Regions from separate parts of the Homo sapiens genome. Here region 2 is linked to region 1. The links are chromatin contacts, found by Hi-C in ENCODE. All regions are on one chromosome and are shown on one strand. The core of a region is the stretch at or near the end of the contact, and the rest is flanking DNA. Distances in the headings are between cores, read along the strand shown. Region 1 holds the start of KRABD4 (KRAB domain containing 4). Region 2 overlaps SLC9A7 (solute carrier family 9 member A7).

Region 1 (5,524 bases), core at 1,554-4,053:
AACTGTAGTCATTTCTACCATTAAAATATTAATATGTGGAAGCGGCCGGGTGCAGTGGCTCATGCTTATAATCCCAGCACTTTGGGAGGCTGATGTGGGCAGATCACTGGAGCCCAGGAGTTCGAGACCAGCCTGGGCAACATGGCGAAACCCCATCTCTACAAAAATTAGCCAGGCATGGTAGCACATACCTGTAGTCCCTGCTACTCTGAAGGCTGGGTGGGAGGATCACTTGAGCCCAGGAAGTGGAGGTTGCAGTGAGCCAAGATGGCACCACTGCACTCCAGCCTGGGCGACAGAGGGAATCCCTGTCTAAACAAAAAACAAATAAACAAAAAAATTGGAAGCAACTAAATATCCAGCAAAGAGGACACAGTTAAAAAATATGACACATGCAAAAGCAGGTATACTGAACAGCCTTTCAAAATGCTATGGAATTTGTTTTTAGTTCCTAATGTGTTTAAAAGCAGGTTCCAAGAAAGCAAGCGCAGTGTGATCTCATTTTTGATAATCAATATGCACATATATGATGTCTCAGAGGATTTATTAAAATGCTGATATTGGTTACTTTTGAGTGGTGATTTCAATTTTCTTCTTTTATTTGCATTTTCTCAATTTTTGACAAAGAATATCACTAGTAAAACAAAAATTAAAAATTATTAAAAATCACCACTTATCAAACCGAGCCCTAGAGGTGAAAAGACCCTCTGCAAGTGTGTATAAGTAGGATCTCTTGATGTGGTTTGGAGGAAGGAGCCCAACAGGGGCTCAGAGGGCCACAGTGGAGGAGAGGTGTGGGGCTGGGTGGGTAACAGCCCAGCACTGTCAGTTCTGTGAGGGGCTGAAAACCACCGTGCCTGCTCCCCTGCATCTGCCTCTTTAACTGGCCACCTACCCTGTTCCCACCCCATCATTTTCTCCTTTCTCACAATTTGCATTTTGATTACCAGGCTCCTCCTTCTTTGGTAGTTTTTCAAATAAAGTTCCAGCAAGGAGCTTCTGTGCAGAGTAACCATTGCATACTGCAACAATCATTGTGACAGTATCAGGACAACAGGGTTCAGCTTGGTGTGGCTTAGCAGGTCATGTCCCCTGGCCCACTTTCATTAAGCATTGAAATAAGGCAGCAGAGATGGATGACAGCGTACCTAGAGACTACTTGGAAATTCTATAAACTAAAAATATATTTTCTGCACTTTGGTCAGGATGAAGGGACACTCAGCATTTCCCCTGGAAGCAGGTGCCTGATTGATGGTGTGGGGCTGACTCAAATTCAGAAATAGCCAATGGCAAGAGACGGGAACACAGGGGTGCACAAATAGGTGTGCTAGGAGAGGCCAATCCTCTGTGGCTGGCTGTGATCCTTCCCAGCCTCATAGCGCCTTTACAGGCACTACAGCAGGGCACCTGCCCCATGGGGGGACATCCATGCCTCCATCCACCTGTGACTTTCACCTGTCCCTCCTCCAGCAGGAATCAAACTGCACTGTCACACGGTCCTCGATGGCATCTGGAAGTTGAGCCAGCTTTGCTTTGTCTCAGCTGAAGTGAGGGACAAAGGCCACTATGGGTCCAGCTCTTCTAGGACCTGCTATCCTGTGAGCCTCCTTTCTCTGCCCTGAGGATCTGGGTCTGGGCTCTGGGCTGAGGCTTCTCCTCCAACTCGCCTCAGCTCAGCGTACCTCTCTTGTGTCCAAGGCCGCAGGACCAAGGGATTCAGAGACAAACACGCCCCAGTTGAGGCCATCACTATAGCACCAGATCTCTGCCTGTGACCCAGGGAACTCACCTCCTTCTGAGGCCTCAGCCTAAGTCTTCTGAGACTAAGTGAGGAAGCTGGGGCACAGATAAACTGGAGTCTGAAGTCGGTGAGCAGTGGTCTCAGGTCTGCACTCTGACCCTGGAAACACAATGACCACAGGAGATTCAATTAGCAACACCTATGCTCCCTTCCATGCAGTGAAGTTGAGTAAAACCCAAAGGTTTTACCCAGCAGAAGAGGGACAATGCCTCATTCTAGCTTTAAGAGTTAACATTGATTCACAGCTCAATTATCCTCAGTGAGCGAAACCCTGCCTTCCTGAGTCCGGGCTTTGGAATCAACTGACTGACTGCTGTGCCACTTTTATTCACTGAAGAAATGGGTGCCTTCCTTCCATGAGCCCGTTCTCCGTGCTGGAAATACATCAGGGAACAAAATCTCAAAGTCCCAGCTCCCGCAGAGTTTCTAGTCCAGCGGGGGAGACACACAGGAAACAATAAACATGATAAACGAAGCACAGGAAAAGAAAAAAAAGATTCCTCGGGTTTGCTACCTACGTGACTTTGGACAGGTTGTCAAGCCACACTGAGCCATTTTCTCTCTATAACACGAAAATAATCATCGTAACACCTCACAGGGCTCCTGTGAAGATTAATGTGAAACATTTGCAAGGTTGCCTGGCATTTTTAGGCGCTCAGGAAACAGGCGCGGAGTGACTCAATCAGTCACTCGCTGGCCCTGAACCTCGTCCCCAGCACTCACGCCCACAGGCCTGCGGGTCTCAGGGAACCGGACCCTGGTCCTGGCTCAGAGGGTCCTGAGAGCAAGGGGCCTGTCTCAGGCGGGGAAGTGGCCTGGAGGATGGGCTTTTGAGCTGGGCTGTAGAGCCACCCTGTCACCCACAAAGGCGTTCACCCATGGCCCCATGACCCCACGACCCCGTCAACCCCCGCCCCCATCAAAACCATCACCACCTCCGCGTCCCTCTTACTTCACCGCCAAGAGCCTGAAACCTCAGAGGCCGCTGACAACAGCCAGTGTGAACTAGGGACCGCCCTCCCGGGTCAGCGGAGCACTTCCGCTTCCCACCGCCCCCTGGGAACGCGGGATGGGGTCGGAGTGTGTCGCAGCGCCGCGCACGCGCAGTAGCACGGGGGTGGGTGCGCCACCGCCAATGGCCAAGATGGCGGCTTCCAGGGACCCCGTGTTTCTGATAGTGTTCGGCTTGAGGACAAAAGCGTGTGACCATTTTCCGTGGCGAGTGGTACAAAAGGCCCAGGGCGTCATCCCTTGCCGGCGAGAGGCGAGCGGACTTTCCAGCGGCCTAGCTCCCGCCCGCAGGGAGGCCGAAGTCCCCCTTGTCCCCCTTCTCCCATTTCGTCCTCCTGCATCGCGACCCTCCCAGTCGCTGCGGCATTGGGTGTTTGTGTCCCTCCGTCCTGAAAGCCATTGTTCCCGCTTTTTTACCCTCCTGGGAATAGGAAAAAGAGTCGCGCCTCCGGCGCCAATAGCGCTCGGAGGCGTGGCCATCTAGGGTCCAGGCTGGTCTCAGGGAACCCGACCCTGGGCCTGGCTCTCAGAGAGTCATGGGAGCAAGGGGTCTGGCTCAGCCGGGGAAGTGGCCTGGAGGATGGGCTTTTGAGCTGGGCTGCAGAGCCAGCGATCTCTTGAAATGAGGAAAGAAACCCTCATTCTGATTTTTCTCTACGCAATAGAGGGGCTCCAATTCCTGAGATCCTAGACACCCTGGGAGAATCTGGATTTTACTTTTTTGAAAACGCACTGTAAATAGCAAAGAGGTGTTTTCTGTGAGATTGCCAGCCAGTGGCAACATGGTCCCCTAAAAAGGCCTGTAATGGCCTTGAGGAAAGTTTTCTGTTTCCTGTCTGGGCCTGGGGGAAACAGACGAAGTGTGTTCTCCATCCTTCTGTGCCTGCCTAGTCACCAAGCAGGCTTCCTTGGGTCAGGCATGGCAGGGTCTCCACCAGGTACAAAGCAATCCCTTCTGTGCTGGAGCCAACTGGTGCCAGACACTGTTTATAGATGAAAGTGTTAAAGCTGATCATGGAATCCATCAGATATGTATTTAATTTCCATTTGAACATGGGTCTTTCTCCTTTTTCTTTTTCGCTTTCTCCTCTGCAGGTTAACTTGCATTCCCCAGGTAGTTTGAATGAGTCTCAGCCCAAATTTGCAAACTCAGTACAGCCATCCCCTGGGAAGTTACCCTGTCTAAGCCTCCTGTACAAGTCCTAGGAAAAGAACCTGTTTTCCTTTGGGCATGTGAGCAGTGAATTATTGCTCATTCAGAATTTCATGTGTATGTGTTGCTGATGGCCAGGTTTAGAGAAACCAACCTATTTATTTTTAGAGGAGAGGTGAACTGATAACATTCTTTTCAGACATCACTATCACGAGGCAGGAAAGGGCTAATAGTATGACAGTGTCCTGAGGACAATAGAGAAACTGCAAACTGCAGAAGCACCTGGTCTGTGGCCCTGACCAGCATCTCTCCATTTCAGGATATGGAGATTCTGCAGGAACAGGTATTTCTTCAGAAAGAGAAGGGACTGATATTTTAGATGTGACCAGATGCAGGGCACGCTCTTATTGCCATGCCAGCATTTGCTATTCATGATGTTAGTATTCAAAAATTAAGAAACACCCTGCCTCGGCCATTGGTGTCTACTAATCCATTGGAAGAGAAGACTGGAATCCACCACTTGCTAGCTTCTTGGGTCTCATTCCCCCGCTTTCTCCCATAGCTGAGGACCACCTAACCTAGATGGCTGCTGTAATTGTTCAAAGGAACATCTTTAGAGCCTGAAGCCCAGGAATAGCCCGTGGCAGGCACCTGGTAAATGTTAGTTTTCACTGCCTCTCCCAACACTATGAAACATGCAGCACTCTCTGCAACTGACCCTGTGGATTTCCATAGGCAGGAGAATATCCAGTGTTAAGTGGAGCTGGTATTTTCAGAAATGAAGCCCCTTTCCTTATTTGTGCCAGCCCGTTTTGTCTTAGGCATATGTGCATTGCATTATTGCCCACTCTGTATTTTATTTGCATCTGTAACGATGGCCAGGTTCAGAGATACCACCCTATTTACTTCTAGAGGAAAGGTGAACTGATAACCTTCTTTTCTCATATCATTATCTCTAGGTAGGAAAGGGTTAATAGAGTTAGTGTGACAGTGTAGTGTGGACAGCATAGAAACCTCCCCAACCTCCACCCGCCCGCAAGCTGCAGAAGTACCTGGTTTGTGGCCTTTGCCAGCCTCTCTTCATATCCCGATTCTGCAGGAACAGGTGCTTGAACATTAAGAGAAGGGGCTGAATCTTTGGATGGGGTTTCATGAAGGGCACACCGTTATTGGGATGCTAGCATTTGCCATTCATGACATTGGCATTCGGGTATCATGAAACACAGGAAGGTTTTTCCAACCCCCCACTGTATTGACTGTTGGGATCTACTAATCCAATAGAAGAGAAGGCTCAAATCCATCATTTACTGACCCGTTGGGCTTAAGTTCCCTCCTCTTTGCCATAGCCAAGCACCACCTGTCCTAGATGGCTCCTGTTTTGTTCAGAGGAACATCTCTAGAGCTGCAGGCCCAGGAATAGCCCTTGGCAGGCATCTGGTAAATGGTGTTTTCATTTTCCTCTCTCCCACACTATGGAACATGCTGGTGCCCCTTTTGGACTTTTCCATACTGTGGGCTTCCCTTTTGCCATTTCCTTGCACAGTTGTGCCTGTGCCTGG
Region 2 (5,524 bases), core at 1,515-4,014, 200 kb before region 1:
AGGAGTTCAAGACCAGCCTGGGCAAGATGGAGAAACCCCATCTCTACAAAAAAATACAAAAATTAGCTGGGTGTGGTGGTGTGCATCTGTAGTCCCAGCTATTCAGGAGGCTGAGGTGGGAGGATCACTTGAGCCTTGGAGATAGAGGCTGCAGTGAGCCGAGATCATGCCACTGCCGTCCACTGAGGGATATATAATATATAATCCACTTTGTCTCAAAAAATATATATGTATATAAAGCATTAGTTTGAAATTCAGTTCATTCATTCTAAAAACAGTGAGGAATATGGCAAAAATTTGGATGGGCCCTCACAGTCTCTTTGAAGGAATGAATGCTATATGCCAACTACAGATGGTAGTTGGAGGAGTTTAGAGGAGGCAGGAGATACCCTTAAAACTGGAACAAGGAGGGGATGTTGAGGTACTTGGCTTTGAAGGAAGGCAGGGTTGGGAGACACAAAGGTTGAGAGGTGAGGGGTTGTAGGAGTGTTCAGTAGTAATAGGAAACTTTTTTTTCTTTTTTTTCTTTTTCTTTTTTTTTTTTTTTCTTTTGAGAAAAGGTTGCCTTCTGTCGCCCAGACTGGAGTGCAGAGGCGTGATCATGGCTCACTGCAGCCTCGACCTCCCAGGCTCAAGCGATCCTCTCACCTCAGCCTCCCTAGTAGCTGGGCCACAGGCCCACGCCACCACATCCGGCTAATTTTTTGTATTTTTGGTAGAGATGGGGTTTTACCATGTTTCCCAGGCTGGTCTCAAACTCCTGGGTTCAAGCGATCTGCTTGCCTTGGCCTCCTGCAGTGCTGGGATTACAGGTGTGAGCCACTGCGCCCGACCCAGCAATAGGAAAGTTTCAAAAATATTCAGGAAGTTGGATATGCTAGGCTTGCCTACCTTAACTTTTTGTTCTAGCAGGGTTTTTTTTTTCCCCTGCCTCTTTTTTTTCCATTGATTTTTTTTGGGGGGATGTTTTAACAGGTGTTGTAGCTGTCCTTTTCTGTGGAATCACACAAGCTCATTACACCTACAACAATCTGTCGGTGGAATCAAGAAGTCGAACCAAGCAGGTGAGAGAGAGGCTTGGTACTCACGAGTTGCTTGTTAACACAGGGAAGGGGGAACTGCAGGGTTACAGCTTCCTTTTCCCTTCTCTGTGCAGCTCTTTGAGGTGTTACATTTCCTGGCAGAGAACTTCATCTTCTCCTACATGGGCCTGGCACTGTTTACCTTCCAGAAGCACGTTTTCAGCCCCATTTTCATCATCGGAGCTTTTGTATCCTTTTCTTGTTCCACCATTTTCTACATGCAGAGACGACCACTGTTGGAGAAGCTATAGTAATAATAGTCATAATAATAATATAAAATAACAATAATATAATAATATAAACCATCATAAAATAATAATTACTATTTCTGTTTTGGGTAGGTGACTAACTCCATGCTAGTTCACAGGGTTTTTATGATGAAAAAAAGAAGGCTTAAGTGGCATTTCATAACACTAAATGTATTTGATTTAAAGGACTGCATGTATTCCAAGATCATCCTTTCTGCCTTTTCTATGTAAGATGGCCTTTCTGTTAAACTGGTGCTCGGCAGGTGATTGTTTTGTAAAGTGCTCTTCTTGGTGAATCTAAAAGTCAGCAACCATGTCAGTCTCCAGTGTTATTTTTGACAATTCATTGCTGTATGAATTCCAATCCAGGAGGTTCCCTGATTTGGATGACCCAAAGGTTCTGTTCCTCTTGCTCATGACTACGTCTGCAGTATGGGCAGCCCTTCCTCACACTGCCCAGGGTTGCCTGCAGGCAGTGACCCTACTTTTTCTCAAGCTTCCCTGCTGCTGCAGATCATGGTGGGAAAGACTCTTTCTCCCCGCCCCCACCAAAAAAAAAAGGAGAAGGAAAAAGAAAAATGAAGGGAAGAAAAGATAAAATAGAAAAATATTTGGTTCCTTGGTCTGGGCCCATTGTAAATGCAGTTTCTGGAATATAGACATAGTTTGGGGGATTGGCTTCTCATGTGCCTACCAGTGGATGGACAGCTGAGGGTTTTGCTCACTTGGCCTCAGATACTATGTTTTTATTAAAGTGAACTTTTCTGGGGCTTGATTTCAAGATACTGAGCGCAGTCCCCTATTGCTGGACATTCACATTTGCCTTTTCTGAGGCCTCATGATTATCCTTAGATTTTGGAATGCTGGCAAAAAAGCAGTGTTTTTCTCTTCTGGGCTTAATTTATTGTGCAGGAATGACTGACACTCACCAAGCTGCTGGACAGTGACAGTGGCCTAATGCAATGCTGGAATCCTTCTAGCGTGAGAGCCTCCTACGCTTAAACCAGTGGCTCATTTCTTGGATTTCCATGCTTACCAGACTAATAGCTAAAAATCTGCAAGATCAGTGTTTTTATTCTTTTTTGAGAAAGACCTTGCATGTTGTTTTGATTTGTATTCCTAGCATGACACCCTGTGAGAGATAGTGAGAGCACAGCCCTGTTTACAGATGAGGGCCTGGCAGAGGCCAAGCCGGGTCCTCTGCAGATCCTAACTGCTGCTTACCACTTAAGGACTTTTGTTTCTCTTCTGGGATGGAATGTACTTTATAAGCATTACCTGGTTCTTTCTGCTTAAAACAAAACAAAGAAAACGGAAGAAAAACAGGCAGTGCTTTACCCTGCAGGAGACAGAGAAGATAGTTCCGCCCTGGCTTCTGTCTGAAACAGCTGCAGCTCCTGCAGCTGGTGTTTTGCCAAAACGGAAGCTCCCTGTTCCTCTGGCTCCCACAGGGGTTCCCTTCTCTGACCAGGGGAGTGTGTAGCTCTCTCAGTTGGGCACTATTCTAAGCTCAGCAAGTAACAAAGGACCAGTTTCCCTGCATTCTTTGGTTTCCACAGCAGAGTTCCTTTTTCCATACTCCTTTTCCATTTCTTACATCTCCAAAAAACATTTTAGCTACTTAGGTAGAGAAATATCTCCCTGGGTTCATTCCTATGAGTGATCTGAATGTCTTTTAGTGTGGTGAATATTTTAAGTTTCCCCACCTCTTATTTGCAGGCTCTTCCTGACCATTAAAGTCTCTGATGTTTACTTGCAAATGAAGCCTGCAAGCGCTTATCCAGCAAACTTTTTCTTTATAGTTTGACTGCAGGATTAGCAATTGTTTTCTTCTAGTGCCTTTTCTTTTAGTAGAGCCCAACACACACTGTTTGCTTCTCTCAACTGCTCTCTCCTGCTGTGGTACTTTAGCTTATTTCTGGACTCCTTTTTAGATAGATTTAGATAGATGGATAGATAGATAGATAGATAGATAGATATCAGTTGAATTAAATCAAGAAGTTACAATATTGTGTTTAACAAGCTAGAAATGATCTCTATGAATCAGGAGGTGGGAAAGCTTGGCCAAATTAGTCCCATTTTGTTGCTGAGAAACTTGTCTAGGGGGGAACTAGACAGTCAAGCTTCTTTGGGCAGCTCTCTGGACTATAACGAGGTGTCACAGCATTCCTAAAATTCTCTGCTCAGCCGGAGGTTGTGTGGAATGCCATTCTGGAAACTGTTGGTCCCTTAACCTTCTACCTTGTGGTCAGGTTGCCATCTTCCTGGGCAGAGCCGCGCACATCTACCCGCTCTCCTTCTTCCTCAACTTGGGCAGAAGGCATAAGATTGGCTGGAATTTTCAACACATGATGATGTTTTCAGGTAAAAAGGCGTAAGTGTAAAGAAAATGAGTTTTATTCAGCAGGTAACAAGAATATGATTAAAATGTAATTGATAAGGTTCATAAAAAGACAAGCATTCAAGTTTCTGGTCCGTTTGTATCCCCTGCAGTGAGAAATAGACAGATGTACATGTTCAGTTGAGTTAGTGTTGATTTTGCAAACCGTACTACCAAATGTGAACATTCTCCCCTAAAATATTTGCATTTCTATTTCATCACTACCACTCAACGGACCTGGAGATATGGTGTTTAAAGTGCTTGATTGTTTTCTAGAAGATCTTCATAACCCTTAAGCTTCCTGAAGGGCACCAGCTCTAGAATTAGAAGGAAAAGAGCTCCTGATGAGAAAGACCACTGGCCAAGTCACTCAACACCTCCCAGCCGCAGTATCCTCCCTTGTAAAATAATGAAATTGAACTAATTAGCTGAGGTCCCCCAGCTCTAACTTTCTGTGGAGCAAAAGAAATAAAATACACTCATGTAAGCAAGAGGGACCCAACACTAGAATTTAATAACTGTGATCATCCTGCTTAATTGACACTGTCTCCCACATGCCCCCCTTTTCCCTGTAAAGCTGAGAAGTCTGGAGAAGCCACTGAGGGGACAAAGGACAATAAAGAAAGCTGTGGAAGTAGAGTAAGGAGAGAGCAACTGGCATGAGTGGATGATGCAGTGAGGGTGGTAAGCGTCAGCTTTATAGAAATGGACCCAAGTTAGAGCATTTCTGCAGAACAGAGGGAGGAGAAGTTAGTTGCAAAAGGCTACTGTGACCCTTAAAGGCACCTCTGTCCTTTAAGACAGAGAATGAGTTGCAGCCACCTTTACTGCCATGCAGTGGTCGTACTGAAATCAAACCAACAGGCACTGCTCAGTAAAGCAGTCATTTTATCTCATGCTAGCTTGCCTCTGAACTTAGATACAGGTACAGTCTTCTAAGATGATTTCCTTTTACTCTGACAAACATTTATTGAGCATCCTCTTTTCATAAGCCACAGCTCTAGGTTGTGGAGCATGCAAAGACCAGCCTCCTTCATGGAGCTCACAGTCCGCTGCGGGGAGGCAGGTACACAAAGAGTTAATTTTCTTCCAAGAGAGGTTGGTGAATTGCACAAAAGAGGTCTGAAAGAAATGTGAACAAGAAGAGAATGGCTCAGGGCCATCTTCACAAAGGGAGTGGCCTTTTAGCTAGGCTTGGAAGAATGGAATTTCAGGAGGCAGCAGTTTGGGAAGGCAGAAAAGCATTAGCATGCCTGGCTCGTTTAGGGAAGGGCAGCAGTCTGGTTTAAATGTCAGATACATGGAGTAATGCAGAAAGAGGGTGAGGTTGACCACCACTGCCGCCTACCAGCTGTTGCTGATCTGGCACGGTGAAAGTGCCTGGAACCTGGAGAACTGCTTCAGTGGCTGGAAGGACACCGCCCTGAGCCCGGGAGCCACAAGGAGGCGAAGTGTGGTGGACAGGCACTGCAAGATACTGGCTATAAGTTCAACATCTACTTCACATCAGTGCAGAAGAGAGCGATCTGGACCCTCTGGACAGTGCCAGATGCCACTGACCTGATGTGGCTGCCCGTAGTGAGGACTTGGCATCTTAATGAGTGGCACTCTGGTGGTCTGACCGACCTCCGTAAAGCAGAAACTGCTGCCAAGCATGGTAAAGATCTGGAGGCGCTCCTGTGATGTCCCACCACCTCTCATAGAGCCCGATCATCCCTTCTACAGCAGCATCAGTAAAGATCGCAGGTATGTACCCCTCACTGAAGATCAGCTACCCTCTTGTGAGGGTCTGAAGGACACTTCTGCCAGAGCTC

Evidence for each region. A loop is a pair of places that touch in the nucleus more often than their neighbours do. Pooled maps may share reads with other maps.
Region 2: a map of Right ventricle myocardium inferior shows a loop between it and region 1 (4-fold over the local background). The contact joins the enhancer-like site here to the promoter of KRABD4 in region 1. A Hi-C loop is called at or near these places in 1 of 168 maps with a recorded cell type or tissue (Right ventricle myocardium inferior), 6 of 37 single-sample maps with no recorded cell type and 16 of 50 pooled maps.

What each region holds. Positions count from the first base shown.
Region 1 is chrX:46,444,576-46,450,099 of GRCh38, reverse strand. KRABD4 (KRAB domain containing 4) reads right to left here and starts at 2,803. Exons shown (of 6, transcript NM_001129898.2): 1 at 2,754-2,803; 2 at 1,790-1,900. RefSeq lists an enhancer at 2,567-3,224.
Region 2 is chrX:46,646,856-46,652,379 of GRCh38, reverse strand. SLC9A7 (solute carrier family 9 member A7) reads left to right here. Exons shown (of 17, transcript NM_001257291.2): 9 at 976-1,064; 10 at 1,157-1,270; 11 at 3,583-3,694. It also overlaps the pseudogene PGAM1P7. Among named protein-coding and RNA genes, the nearest start is that of CHST7, 76 kb to the right of the region's middle. Within about 2 kb of position 2,764, at least 8 of the 41 ENCODE cell types and tissues checked have a DNase peak (open chromatin) inside an H3K27ac peak, as active enhancers do.